Regions from separate parts of the Homo sapiens genome. Here region 2 is linked to region 1. A link is a contact called in ENCODE Hi-C data. All regions are on one chromosome and are shown on one strand. Each heading gives the region's core, a stretch centred on a gene start or an enhancer-like site at or near the end of the contact. The rest is flanking DNA. Distances are from core to core; before and after follow the strand shown.

The links. Hi-C counts contacts between places; a loop is a spot of excess contacts on that map. Pooled maps may share reads with other maps.
Region 2: a loop to region 1 is called in a pooled map, with 5 times the contacts of the local background. The contact joins the enhancer-like site here to the promoter of VPS13C-DT in region 1. A Hi-C loop is called at or near these places in 1 of 168 maps with a recorded cell type or tissue (posterior vena cava) and 4 of 50 pooled maps.

The regions. Positions count from the first base shown.
Region 1 is chr15:62,057,177-62,064,548 of GRCh38, reverse strand. It overlaps VPS13C-DT (VPS13C divergent transcript), which reads right to left and starts at 4,046. Exons shown (of 2, transcript NR_135690.1): 1 at 3,706-4,046; 2 at 2,115-3,581. It overlaps VPS13C (vacuolar protein sorting 13 homolog C), which reads left to right and starts at 4,102. Exons shown (of 85, transcript NM_020821.3): 1 at 4,102-4,274. The coding sequence starts at 4,175. RefSeq lists an enhancer at 3,791-3,840 and a silencer at 3,891-4,240.
Region 2 is chr15:62,645,504-62,652,875 of GRCh38, reverse strand. It overlaps TLN2 (talin 2), which reads right to left. Exons shown (of 59, transcript NM_015059.3): 4 at 5,430-5,601; 5 at 2,695-2,792; 6 at 742-871. The coding sequence starts at 5,565. Among named protein-coding and RNA genes, the nearest start is that of MGC15885, 4.0 kb to the right of the region's middle. Within about 2 kb of position 2,876, at least 7 of the 41 ENCODE cell types and tissues checked have a DNase peak (open chromatin) inside an H3K27ac peak, as active enhancers do.

The sequences.
Region 1 (7,372 bases), core at 2,797-5,296:
AGGGCTAAATCTATGGGAAAAGTTTTATCAAATTATATACTTGAGGGCCATGTGCATGTGTTCTGACTCAGCTTTTCCTGGGAGACAAGAATGTTGTTAGCCCTGTTGAGAGCTCTTGGTTAAAGTGATTAGGAGCACAGATCAGAGTTTACAGTCTGAGAAGTTGGCTGAAAAGTTGTTAAGCAAGTTAATGAACCTGTCTGAGCTCAAGTTATAAAATGAGGGTAATAATACCGACCACATTAAGATTGTTGTGGGGGTTAAAAAGATATGCATGAAAATGCTTGGTTGGCAGTTAAACACTAGCTAACAGTTATTATTATTACTATCATTTTATTATGAATGTTTGCTTGGGCAGGGATTAGCTGATTCATACATGGATTCCTTTAAAAACATTTTTCTCCTCAGGCAAGCAAAGCAGATCTACTTTGTTTTTATTAATGATTCACCTTCTTTAGTAACACCTTAATAGCATTTCCTGTACATGATTTTTTGAAAATAGCAGAGATTTGCCATTGCGTGGCTGGTCCCTGTGACCCTGTTAAGCCTTATGTTTTACTTAACTCGGAAGCACGAACCAACCACCCAGTACTTGGGAGAATGGTGTAACAGGGTGCCCGGAACACACAAATCTACTCACAGGAAGACAGTGGCTGTTCCAAGCTCCCAGCTGTAGCTGTGGGAACATCCAGTATTGGAGCTGGAAAACAATTCTGTAAAGTGAGCATGAATAGACCACATACCATCAAGACCAGAGGTGCTCTAAGAGTAAAAGGAAATTAAACATTTTAAAGCATACTTACAAAAATATAGGAGGTTGAGTGTCAAGGAAAGCAAGAAGAGAGATTACAACCAATAAAACACCAGTGTTCTGACTTATGCATCTTGTTCAACACAACTAGAGTATGGGGTACTGGAAAGAATACAGAGCAGGGAGTCAGGACACTTGGGTTTGGGTTTTTGCTCTGACAGTCACTAACTTGTGGGACTTTGGGCAAACCCTTAATTCTCCCTGGCACTCAGTGTCTCCATCTGTCAATTGAGGGGGCTGGATTAACAGGATGATCCTCCCTCTGGCACTAACATTCTGAAATCCACTCCCGTGCTTTCTCCTAGTTAACCTCCCTAACTTTTCCTGCAGTCCATGGTGTCATGGCTTATACTCCAGCTTTCTCCTCCATTTCCTTTCCCCCAAATTCCTTCTGCTTTTCTCCAAAAACTCTAGGGTTGGGGAATAGGGTATGGGTGGTGGTTAGTGTGAAGTTTTTTTTTTTTTTTTAAACACTTTTGAGTTAATTTTTAAGTGTCCCTAACTTATACTTTTGTTTTTAACAGAAATACTTTGCTCATCTGTTTTTATTGTTTAGTCCCTCATTGAAGTTTAGTTTTGTAATTTCCTTTGTTGTCATTCTCATTGTTCTTAAGCCAGAATGAAGGCAAGAACTATAATTAATTAGAATGCTCATTTTCTTTAACCTCTGTTATCCAAATTATTTCTGATATAATGCCATACATAAGGGTGCTAATGGTGTTTCTTGACATTGGTTATAGTTTGTTTTAAATTGGGACTGTATATTTCTGACTTGTTAAATAATGGAAGATTTGGGGCATTACTGAATGCACATAATCAATCCCTTAAAACATGCTGAAAATGGAAAATAGTAAAATTTAAAGCTTTTTATACTACATGATAATAGCATTTTTTTGTACCAAAAATGTAGAGCCAAATTTTCCACTCTGAGATTTATTTTTTCTGTCATGAACCTTTCAAAGTAAGATCTCTGAAAATGACTAATAGCCCAGTGTTGATTAAATTGTATAATTACCAGAAGAGAAAAGGGTGGCAGTGCTCAGAGAATCAAAGGAAATTAATATCTGCTGTGTGACTTTGGGTAAGTCACTTAACATTCCCGAGCTTAATTTTTCTGTAAAATGAGGACCATACTACTACCTGCATTAGCTACCTCACAGCTCTTTTGTGAGGAGTACACAAAAATGCCTACCTTCGCATAATAATGACATGAGGCCTTACAAAGTATAACTGAAACATAATAAAATTGAATGATGCATATGAAAGCACATTTACACATTATTCTTTCAAAATTACCAAGTTATACCATAGAACTGTAAGGAATTACTTTATTAGACAAAGCATTAGTGTTACTCACTTCTCCCAAGAGATTGTGCCTATTGCTCCACCTGCTTGACCAAGCTATGTTGCCTGTGCCATCTTTCCTATCATCTTATACTGTTATTCATACATCCTTGGATTGGCTTCTTTCTTAACTTTTTATGGTACATGCCTTATCTCAACCAGAACATATATTGCTTCTTTACATTCCTCTTGGAGCATAGTCAGTGTGAATGTAAAAAGGAAGCGGGATTGTTAGAGTGTATGACTAGAAAGAACGTGGAGAAAGTTTGAAGAGAGTGTTCTAAACACTGGGAAGTTATTGGATGTTTTTGAGCAGGTGACTAACCTAAGCTCACCTGTGCTTTGGGAAAACACATCCGGTGTTCATGAGAATAGACTGGAGGAAGGAATAACTGGAGGCTAGGAAGTGAATTTCAAGGAGATGGATGGCATGGTCCAGAAGAAAAACATGGAGAATTTAGGAAAGATGGCAAAAGCAAAATAGACAGGTTAGGCTGTTATTTGGTTGTGGATGGTGAAGAAATCCAAAGTACTTACTAGTATTTTGTCTTTGTGACCAGCTAGGAAAAACAGACGGTTAAGGATTTATCTTCTTAAAGAGGAATGGAGTGTGCAAAAGTGGGAGAGGAATGTGATCTTGATAGTACTAGTTAGTACTGACTGGGTCTTTCTTTGTACTTTTAATTTTATTTAATACACAACACCAATTGTAGCCATTTTGATTTTCTTTCTTCTCCAGCGGACTTTGAATTTAAGATTTTTCTTTGTGATCCTGTGCAAGCCTAGGTTGTTTAAGAAAAATACACGAATAGTTTCTCAGACACTTCCTCGTAGCAAAGCACTTATTAATGCTTGTGACTACAAATAATCAGCATTTCTTAGGTTTCTTCCTGTGTACTGTATCTCAACAACTTTTTGAAATATATTTTAGGAAAAAATTTCTAGTTCTCTAAAGAGGTGAATCTCAATGGGTGGTTAAATTTCACAAGGGTTGAAAGATCTTGTGGTATAAAAGCTCTGCTTTTAAGGTCGTGCTACATCAAAGACAGTTCAACGATAGCATGGAAGAAAGTGATATATAAATAACAAGTAACTCATACTTAAAAAGGCACTACTACGTTTTGTTTTTTATATCTGTAATGAGATAGGTAACTGGTTAGTGGCTAGTGAATTAAAAGCGAATCTTAGAGAAAGGGGAAAAGAACGCGTTTCCCACAAAACGCGTATATTCAGTTCTCATTCTATGATATCTGCCATTTGATGTGGTTCTGTTCCCCTCCTCCCACTTTCAAATTATTTGTCGCGCGCCAGTGGTCCCAGCTACTCGGGAGGCTGACACAGGAGGATCTCTTGAGTCCAGGATGTCAAGTCTGTAGTGAGCTATGATCCCGACACTGCATTCTACCCTTGGCAACAGAGCGAGACCCTGTCTCAAAACAAAACAAAACAGAAACAAAATAAAAAAACAATGTTTTCAAGAAGCAGAGACCAAGCCCCAGGCGGAGTCGAACTCTAGCAGGACAAGAACGCGGTCGGTCCCTTTCCCCCACCTGATCCACAGGTGCAGGGGTGGTTGCCTAGGTGACGCTCAGCGCATACTCCAGGCCAGGCGGCTCCGGACACCGCGATGCGGCCGGAGTTCAACAGCAGGTGACGGCGGGAAAGCAGAGCGGCCACATAGATGTCCCTGTACTCGGTAACTCTTGCCCTCCCTTGTTCTTCTCGAAGGTCCTTTTTTTTCTCGTGCACGGCTGACGAGACAGGCGCAAGCTAACTTCCCCCGCACTCCTCCGTCGGCCTCTAGAGGGCCAGGGCTGCGGCGCCTACAAAGCCTCGGGATCACAGCTGGGCCTCCTTAGCTACCGGCCGGGCGACAGCGCGCCTGCGCACCGGCGGGGTCACGCGCGCGGCGCGGGGGTGGGCCTGCGCCGGAGGGGCTGTCATTTGCAGCGCTGGTCGCAGCCCTCAGCTGCGCCGGGCGGTTCCGGCTCCTCCCTCTCCTTGTGCCTCAGCGCCACCATGGTGCTGGAGTCGGTGGTCGCGGACTTGCTGAACCGCTTCCTGGGGGACTATGTGGAGAACCTGAACAAGTCCCAGCTGAAGCTGGGCATCTGGGGCGGTAAGCGAGAGGGCGCGGCCAGTGGGCTGCGGGCGCTGAGGGCCCAGCCGAGGGCTGCTCCGTCCGGGATTCTGCCCGGGCCCTGCTCCCTGCGCCGCCTGAGACTCCCCATCCCGGTGCGGCAGGTGCTAGATGCGGGAGCCTCTGCCGCCCGCGGATTCTCGGGGTCCCAGTCCCGACTCCGGCTGGGGAGATGCGGCGGGATCCCGCCCGCGCTGCCAAAGTTCCCACCTTTCTCGTCCCCCGAGGCCAAGCCCTGGCCCTGCTGTCCCCGCCCTGCCCGTTTCTGTGGTCCTCTCGCTGCACTCAGGGTGGCCCCTTTGGCCCTACAGCATAAAAACAGAGCCCTTTCTGTTTCGGTATCGCGTGGAGTGAGCATGGTTGTCTGGTCATATACGCTCGAAGTGGCACTAAGAAAAAAGGAGGAAGTTGCATCTCGCAGTTATCTTCACTATCATTTTACAGGGAGCAAGAACTGGGTTCCTTCTCTTTAGGATTACCGGGTTTGGAGAGGAACGGGCAGGAGATCTTTAAGATAGGCGTGTGCTTAGGGATTCTTACTCTTAATGCTTTCAGCTCCTGTGAAAATGATTTCTTCCTTTAATATTTACTTTTCCGTCAATACGAAGAGGATTTTGAATTTTGTTTTGGAGCAATAGAGAGAAATTCAAGCCTCGACCAGCATCGTCATTAATTAGGTGTCTGCTTGGTTGCATGCTCAGGAATTTATGCCAACGTTTTTATCCTGGAGATTAAGTGTATAAAAGTATTCAGGAAATAGTGTACTTAAACATACACTCTTCAACGAGCTTAATCGTTTGCATGAATTACGTGTTAAGCTTTGAGGACTTTGGGACTTTCTCACTCCACAAAAGGTTTGGGAACTTTGTCAGCTTTGGAGGAAAATTCAAAAAACGACTCAAATGTATGGATCTGCTTTTAATTCAAGCAACAACAAATAGCTATAGACTTCCCCTGTCCACTAGGGTAACCACTAGCCACTGTAGCTGTGGAGCACTTGATATGAGGTTAGTGCTAATTGAGACTTGCTGTATGAATTAAAACATCGTTTTGAATAAGCATTACTCCTAATGAAGTAGGAGAAAAAAATAATACCTCAATAATTTTTATGTTGCTTATGTGTTGAAATAATATTTGAATATATTGGGTTAAATTAAATATAATATTAAAGTGTATTTCCCGTGTTTTTTAGTTTTACTTTTTTTCTTTTTAAACTTGGCTTCTAAAATTTATAATTACGTATATGGAACATATATTGGGCAATGCTGTTTATACCCTGAATTACGGAAGAGCCTGGTTGTTGTTGTTGTTGTTTTTTTTTTTTGGCTTGTCTTTTTGAGACAAGGACTTGCTCTGTTGCCAAGGCTGGAGTGCAGTGGCAAGATCGTAGCTCATTGCAGCCTCCAACTCCTGGGCTGAAGTGATCCTCCTGCCTCAGCCTCCCAAAGTGCTAGGATTACAGGTGTGAGCTATAGTGCCTGGCAAGAGCCTGTTTTTAATAGGTGGCTGATCATTTGATTGGTTCACTGTGGTTTGCCCAACAATACAATAGTCCCTTGGTATCTATGGGGGATTGGCTTCAGTACCCCTGACCATACCAAAATTGGAGGTTGCTCAAGTCCCTTAAATAAAATGGCCTAGTATTTGTATGTACCCTATGCATATCCTTCTGTATACTTTTGGTCATCTCTGGATTGCTTATAATACCCAATAAGTAAGTGCTATGTAAATAGTTGTTCTGTTGTTTTTTAATTTGCATTTTTTTATTGCTGAATTGATACTTTTTATTTTTTCCCCCCGAAATATTTTTGGTCTGCAGTTAGTTCAGTCCGTGAATATGGAGGGCCTACTGTACATTCTTTGTTTACATCCCCCCACCACACTCAATACAATGTAAAGGAAAGGTAAGTAAAGAAAGACACATTTAAGGAATTAAATGACCAGCATCTTCTGCAGAAATCAAGTATTTCTTCAGAATACTGGCAATATTCTTTCCAGTGATTCCTTATAGTTTGTAAACATTTGAAACTTGAAAACGCACCGGAGTAGCAAATCTGAAATCTGAATAGGCCTAGTGAATGGTGTGCTGTGTTGGACAAGCCACTTACCTTATTGGGCCTTAGTTTCTTCATCTTAATTTAAACTTTATAGAAAAAATATTTTTAAATTCTGAAAAGTTTAAATCATACTGGATGATATAATACTTTCATGTAATTACTCATATTTCAATGTTATAATATTATGCCATATTTACTTTAGACATTTTCTTTTTAAAAAGATAAAACGTATGGATATAGTCAGAGGTTCCATTGCCATCAAATGTTACTCTCTTTTATCTTTAAAATTGGAGGTTGGACTAGGTAACATCGAAGGTGATGCCAATATTCTGTTCTTCTGATAATGGTTTTACCATGACATTGAGGAGTATACTGCTTGAAGATTTTGAAGTTTTTCACAACTGAAATTAAAAATGTCGTAATTTTATGTTATTTCCCCTTTTGTCTTTTTTTGGTGAAATCTAGAAAAGGAGACTTTCTTTCATCTCATTTTTAAATTTTTAGAATAAGGTATTCTGCCAGTGGCCAACATTAACTTTATAATAGGCCTGAGCAAATAAACCCATTTCTTTCACATATTGTGTCTAGTGAACATCCAATCAGGGATTCTCCTAGCTTTATCAGCTCACAACTCTGCCTCTGTAAAGCTTTGCTGCCTTTTATTTTTGTGGTTGCTATAAAGCTAGAAGTCACGAGCTTTTATCATTATTGCACAGTCTGTTGTTGATAACCCTAATTTCTCAATAAAATTGGAAGGCAAGATATCTGAGTTGATTTTTCCTGTTCTTTCAAAATATTGCTAAAGAAATTTGTCTTAAACTTTTTTGGGTAAACAAATGGGAATATTAATTTAATAAAATAGGTGACATTTTATGATAACCATGATGTTGACAAGTTTTACAAAAAATTGAAAATTCTATATAATCTTCTTTGACAACTATTTGCTTTAGCAGATAAGGTTTACAGTTCACAGAGTTTTTTTTTTGTTGTTGTTGTTGAATTTTCAAGTCTTGAGAAAGG
Region 2 (7,372 bases), core at 1,627-4,126, 590 kb before region 1:
TTTGAAACCTTCCTACATTTTCACAGGGTTATTGTCACTACAATACAGAATCTCCAGTGCTAAGTAATTCCTTTCATAAAGGTTTCCTAAAAATGTAGTAGTGAAATCGTACCCAAAGAAGTCACGCGTATAGTAGAACTTATGTCACATTCAATTCTCTCATCTATAATAATTTTTGGGAAACACCGCCACAGAGGAGGTCATGCAGAAGAAGGCAAGACAGTGTCAAACAAGAAGTGTCTGAAGGAACTAGGCTTCCTTTGCATGAAGAGAAAACTAAGATAGGTAAGTCTATTTTCTTCAAATATTTGAAGGGCTTCATTAGAAAGGAGGCAGACTTGTTCTCTGGGGAGACTAACAGAAGCCACAAGAAGAAAGACTATCTAATAATCATGTGGGCTGTCATCGTAAGTACTCAAGGAGATAGTGAACATCTAGAGTGCTCATATAGAATAGAAGGCAGCAATGGGCAGAAGGCTGAATTACACATGACTTTCCATTTGAAAATCTTCTTGTTTTGGAGAGGGAAATGAAAGCCCTCCGTTGTGACTTAGTGAGAAGTCCAAATGTTTCATGGATTGGCAAGTTGGGAGAATGGACACACCCTCTGGGGATTAGGCAGAACTCGGCGTGTTAAGACACATTCAAAGTTGCCTAGAGATCAAATGCAGGTGGAAAAAAGAAGAGGCCTGTAATTAAAAACTAAGCAAAAAGACATAATGAAGGTGTATGAATGCTCACCTATTCTGCTACAAATAGTGACCAGGAGCTCCCCCACAGTCTTGGAATCATCCACCATCACTGTCTTCACAGATCCATCCAGCATCCGGATTTTCTGAGGTCTCTGTTTCTTTTTATATTCCAAAATATCCTAGAGCACAAACCACATACAAATTTCACACTGTGTGGGGAAAATAAATAACAAACTTGAACACTTTTCTTTAAAAAATGAATTTTAAAAAAATCAGAGTAGACTCTGATTTTCCCTTTCTTCTAAAACATCTTTGAAAACCTTTCAAAGTTTTCAGGGGATTGTTGCCACTACGTCTTTTAGAGATAGTACAGACCTGGACTTACAAAAAAATTCCATTCAGTGAGAATCTCTGTTATTGCTGCATTTCATTTACTTACATTCTGTATGATGCCTAATATATTTAAAAGTGTTTACCCTATCTTATTCCATACGTTCTTTTCACTTTGTTTCCATAAGCCGCCCTGCACTTCTCCTATTTTAATGGTCAACATACCTGCATTTCTTCCCTCCTACCCCTACTGGCTTGAAAGCTATACAGGTTATTTCTTGTTTGTTTTGACCAGTAATTAAAATTGTATTAAAGAACTTGTGAAGTCTGGTTTCTTTCATTATTTCCATATACAATCTATCTATATTCTCTTAGGCTATCTTCAATTATTTTCCCAATAATTTTCTTATGAAAAATTCCAAACACGGCACAATGTTGAAAAAATAGTGTACTGAACATTCTATATCTGTCACCTAGAGTCACCTTCAATTTTTTCTCCAGTGCTAAATAACTGCTTTCATAAAGATTTCTTAAAAATTTGATAGTGAAATTGAACCCAAAGAAGTCATACTTATGCCTTACAATTACTGAAAACCATCCTCAGTGAAATGAAAGTAGAGTATGACCTCCTGCAAGGCTGAGAATGATCTGCTCTAAGGAGAATTAGCAGAGGGAGGTGACTACTTGCCTGTTAAAAAGACATCAGTGTGTGTCTCCAATTATCTTTTAACCTGTCATAAGCAATTTTTACTATCTCTATGTCTTTACTATTTGCATATAAAAATATTTTTAATTTTTACTATAAATACATTTTACCTTATATCTTAGAAATAATGAAAGACATAAATAGCATCCTCATCATTCTTCATATTAGTGGAGTATCACAGTAGTCGTGATTTTCAAAAGAGTGTGTTAAAATACATTAATGACAAGACCAAACAGGGGTAACATGTTTGGGGGATATTTTTAAGTAACTTGTTTACTACACTTCCTAAAACTAGAAGTATGAACTTCCTAAAACTAAACTATTCATTTCTTATCCAAATTAATTGGCATCACATATTTCACTCTTACTTTATGGAATACCCATCAATCTGATGGGTGCACTTCACCCTACATACCAAAACCCGGTATCTTGGAGGTTAAGCTGAACAAAATGTTTAATATGTTTTTACTCATTACTTCTCCCTATTTCCATAACACAACCATTTTTGTTGTTGCTGTTACTACTACTGATCATTATTAAACTCACATCTCAAATTGAAGTTTCTTTTTCAGAAACAAAACACTAATATTCAGTCTCTAACTACCATTAGGGTTACATTTCGTTTTTCCCTCTCATTTGTTCTTACTTCCCATCTCCAGGCATAGGAATATCTCTTCCATACTTACAGTAAGATGCTGTATCTTATCTCACAATTACCAAATCCAACAACGACAAGTAGAAACTACTTAAAATACTAACCTCGAACTGCTTCAATCCTTCTATGGAATCTCAAGAATTTGGATATCTGACATTTTCTATCACCACCTGAACAGCCCTTACAAAGTACAATGCATCGAACTATTAATAAGATGCCCTTGAATCAAAATAGCGTAACCGTGTTGGCGTCTATGGAAGAAGGCCCAGGGACAAAGGGATGAAGAAACAGCACTGGGATTGGCAGCATACCCCATTCCGCAACATGTAGTAATCCAGTGTTCTGCCCGCTTCCAGCCAAATCCCTTTCCTCGGGTCTTCATCCGAAAGAAAGAGTCCATAGTCAGAAGCTGAAATATAAATGGGAAGAAAAACAGAAGGCAAAGTGGTGATGAAGCCATCACTGACTTCCAGGCCCTGAGCCTGCTGACTCAGCAAGGATGTGGGTGTTCTCCTTCACCAGACAGCAATGTTTCGTTTTGACAACACAAGCAGCCATCAGGGCTGGAGCAGATCTGGAGGAGTAAGAGTTGAGTTGCAGAAGCAACACCCACAAATAAGGTCCGTGTTTCCTAAAACCAGTGGGCTGTAGTTGTGTCTAAAATGTAGGAAAATTTAGAAGCAGTCCAAATTTCTTTCTAACTGAATTTGAGCTTGTTCTCTATCCCTTGCTATAAAAACCAGACCAACATCCCATGGAGAATGACAAGACAGCGGGGGAGAAACTAAGGAAGTGACCACCTATGCCCAAGGCCACTCAGGCAAAGGGGGACAAATGAAGCCTTTACGTCTCCAGTGACCCCTCCATCATCCCAACTGAGCGGTGTAAAAGAGAGGTAGGAGTTCCTTGTGAGATGAGGCCTCTGACCCCGACCACCAACAAATCATGTAAAAGGTGCAAAATTAAATTTGGTGTTCTCTGCAGGAACCCCTTAATCTGACATAGGAAGTACGAAGGGGGTGGGGTGGCAGGAGAGGAGCAGTACCATTTCCTACCCCAAAATTTCTCTCTTTCTTCTGAGACCCAGATGAGGGTAAGAGCTCCTGCTGTTTCTTAGAAAAGCAACTTCAAAATCTTTAAAGGTTTATACCTTCACCAGCACTATATAGCAATCAAGCTCCCCACCCCCACCAAAAAAAAAATCCGACAGAAAAACAACAGAAAAAGGGAACAGAAAAGTAAAGGCACCAGAAATGACTGGACAACCAAATAGTAAAGTTAGGGATGTAGCAAACCTTATTTCTGAGTAATCTAGAAACACTACTAATAGCATAAATAATGTTTTAATAGCCAGGGGGCGCAGTTGCTCACGCCTGTAATCCTAGCACTTTGAGAGGTGGGTGGATCAGTTGGGCACAGGAGTATGAGACCAGCCTGGGCAACATAGCAAGACCTTGTATCTACAAAAAATACAAAAATTAGCCGGGTGTGGTGGCGTGTGCACCTGTAGTCCCATCTATTCAGGAGGCTGAGGCGAGAGGATCACTTGAGCCTGGAAGGTTGAGGCTGCAGTGAAGTGTGATGGGGCCACTGCACTCCAGCCTCCAGTGACAGAGCGAGACCCTGTCTCAAAAAATAATAATCGTCCAGGCGTGGTGGCTCACGTCTGTAATCCCAGCACTTTAGGAGGCCGAGGCAGGCAGATCACCAGAGGTCAGGAGTTCAAGACCATCCTGGCCAACATGGTGAAACCCCGTCTCTACTAAAAATACAAAAAATTAGCTGGGTATGGTGGTGTGCACCTGTAATCCCAGCTACTTGGGAGGCTGAGGCAGGAGAATCGCTTAAACTCGGAAGGTGGAGGTTGCAGTGAGCCAAGATCACATCGTTGCCCTCCAGCCTGGGCAACAAGAGTGAGATTCCATCTCAAAAAAAAAAAAAAAAAAATCGTCATCATCATCATCACGTTTTAGACCAAAAACAATTTTATGAGAAGCAGATCTTTTCAAGAAGATATTTTTGTATTTATAATTACCCTTGTGATGTTTGATTTTTATTCTTCCTTTTTTTTTTTTTTTTTTTTTTTTTGAGTCAGGGTCTCGCTTCATCGCCCAGGCTGGAGTGCAGTGGCTGGATCATGGCTTGCTGCAGCCATAAACTCCTGGGTTGAAACTACTTTCCTGCCCTGAGACTACAGGCACATACCACGACACTCAGCTAATTTTTCAGACTTTACTAGAGACAGGGTTTCAACCTGTTGCCTAGGCTGGTCTCTAACTCCTGGGTTCAAGCGATCTTCCCGCCTTGGCCTCCCAAAGTGCTTGGATTACAGGTGTGAGCCACCATGCTTGGCCTATTCTTTCCATTTTTAAGATAAGTTTCATCCGACTTTCACCTAAAGACTTACTGATTTGGAAGGGATCCAATTTCTCAACTGCCTGTCAAATACTAAATAAAAGAAAGACAAATTGAGAGAAGACAAAGGGAAGGGGAAAATAAAATGGTACAAGTGGCTTTTGTTTAAACTCAGATTAACGGGGATGAGTGATTTAGCCAAACTTCAAACAAAACATATATCACAAATGTCTTTTTTTTTAAGGTTTGAGATAAAATTTATAAAGTCCCTGTCAAAAAACTTGAAATATAAGACCTGCCCTGGGTTCCAATGGCAGTGGAAAGCGTTCATGCATGGGAAACAGGGTTTAGGACACATACCGCCAATACTGTTAGGGCAGCTTCATTTGCACTTTCTTGGGACAATGAGATGATACATGAGAATGTGATCTGTAAACCGCAGAGCATAATCCTCATGCATGGGAGGGTCAAGTTGCTGGGCACAGTGACAATGATGACTCAGCAGTGGGCATGGTCACTGTAATCACAAGTCTCACAGAGGAAGCAGGTAGTGTCTGATCTAAGAAGGTATTTCATTTGAAACATATGCACTAATAGGCTTGTGTACCACTTGGAGCCTCTGTCTCTTTAGCAAAAAAGTGAAAAACATGCAAACACGTTTTAAGAAGCCAGTAAATAACCCATGACCTACCTTGCCCAGTTTGTGCCTCAGGCACCCGTTCCCGAATGACTCGACACGCATCGTACACAGCTGTAGATGGTTCAAACTGCATGGTCTTCACCACGTTGCAGTGGCGCACACAAATCTTTAAGGACAGGGCCACCATTTTCCTAGATGATGTGGACAGTCTCACTTAGAATGTCTGGAAAACACAAAGAGACAAACCCTGATGTTCACGATAATAATTTGTCTTGGGGAAAAAAAAACAAAAAAAGTGCTGGACTTTAAAATCAACTTTAAACATGGAAAGAGAATAAAACAGCAAATAAAGAGTACACTTTAGGTACAAAACAAATTTTACAAATCAATTTTGAAAAATTTAAAGGAGGACAACAACAGCATATTGGCTAAGAGTTATTACTACAGGGTGACAAGTAGAACCCCTTAGGAGGAGGGAGCTCCAGATGTTCACCACACCTCCCTCTGAGTAGTCCCCCTCCTTGGGGTTTCTGAGAGAAGGTCCTAGGAGTGGAATTTCTAGGGTTAATGTCCTCAAGGCAAGAGGCAGAGAGCCTTGGGCACCTATGACTGGGTCCTAAAGACAGCCTCAGTTCCCTGGGTCCTCTCAGCACCTGGGGACAGAGAAGAATCAGGGAAGCCCTCTCAGGTGCTCCTCTTGGCACAAAAGCTCCACCACCCTTGGATTCTGGGCCCAGCTCCATCACTAAGAGCCTGTGTCAATCTGAGAAAGTCACTTTGGCCACTCTGCCTCAATTTCTTCACAAATAAAGTGGCTATAATGATATCAGCCCTGCACAGTGCATAAAATAGAATCCCAAGAAAAGATCAACATGAGGCCAGAGAGGCCAATCTTAAACCCAAAGGGTACCAAGAAGCTTCACGTGATTGGGGTCTCAAAGGGAATAAAATGCAACTCAATTCTGATTTGATTTAGACAAACTATGGAGATATTTTGTTTCTTCTCCAGTTCAATAGTTTCAGAAAATACACAGGTGGCTGGGTGCAGTGGCTCATGCCTGTAATCCCAGCACTTTGGGAGGCTGAGGGGGGCGGATCACTTGAACTCAGGAGTTCGAGACAGCCTGTCCAACATGGTGAAACACGGTCTCTATTAAAAATATGAAAATTAGCCTGGCATGGTGGCATACACCTGTAATCCCAGCTACTCGGGAGGCTGAGACAGGAGAATCGCTTGAACCCGGGAGACAGAGGTTGCAGTGAGCTGAGATCATGCCACTGCACTCCAGCCTGGGCAACAGAGCAAGACTCTGTCTCAAAAAAAAAAAGAAAGAAAAGAAAAGAGATGAGACGAGATGAGACGAGACACAGGTTTAGGTTAAGTTTGAACTTGCTCATAAATGCTTTCTTTTAAAAATGTAAGTTCAACAACTCAGTGTTTTTCCTTTGAGTTGGTGGCTCACGGTGTATTTCCAGTGCCTGCTCTATTTCATGGCCAGAAACTTACCTGTCCCCTACTCACTTAACCCAAGCCAGTCTCTATCAAATATACTCCTTGGGCACAAGACAGAAAGAAACCTGTATCACAAACGCTTTTTTCTTTGTGCCTGAAGAACCAGCTGAGTGTCATCCTAGCAAGCAAAACAAGGCCCTTTATAGTTAGTAGCTAATAGAATCTTAGAGCAGCCCAGGTAACATCAATCCACAGGTATTTCAAGCTCACTCTCTTTCTTGTGTTTTATGAGAGAACCTGCAGGTAGTAAACCTGGACTCCAGCTTCTTCCCACGGAAGAAGGGAGGTGCTAGGAGGCAACAAGATGGCCACAAGGCAGAGGGGACAACAGGCTGCCCAGGCCCAGGCAGTGCAGCGAGTGCCTCCAGGGTCTCAGCTTCTCAGCATGCTTGATTGCTGGCGTCCTAACGACAGGTGGCTGGGTCACATGGATACAGGAGATGTTTTTCAACAGATGCTTTGGTGAATGCGGGCATGGTTT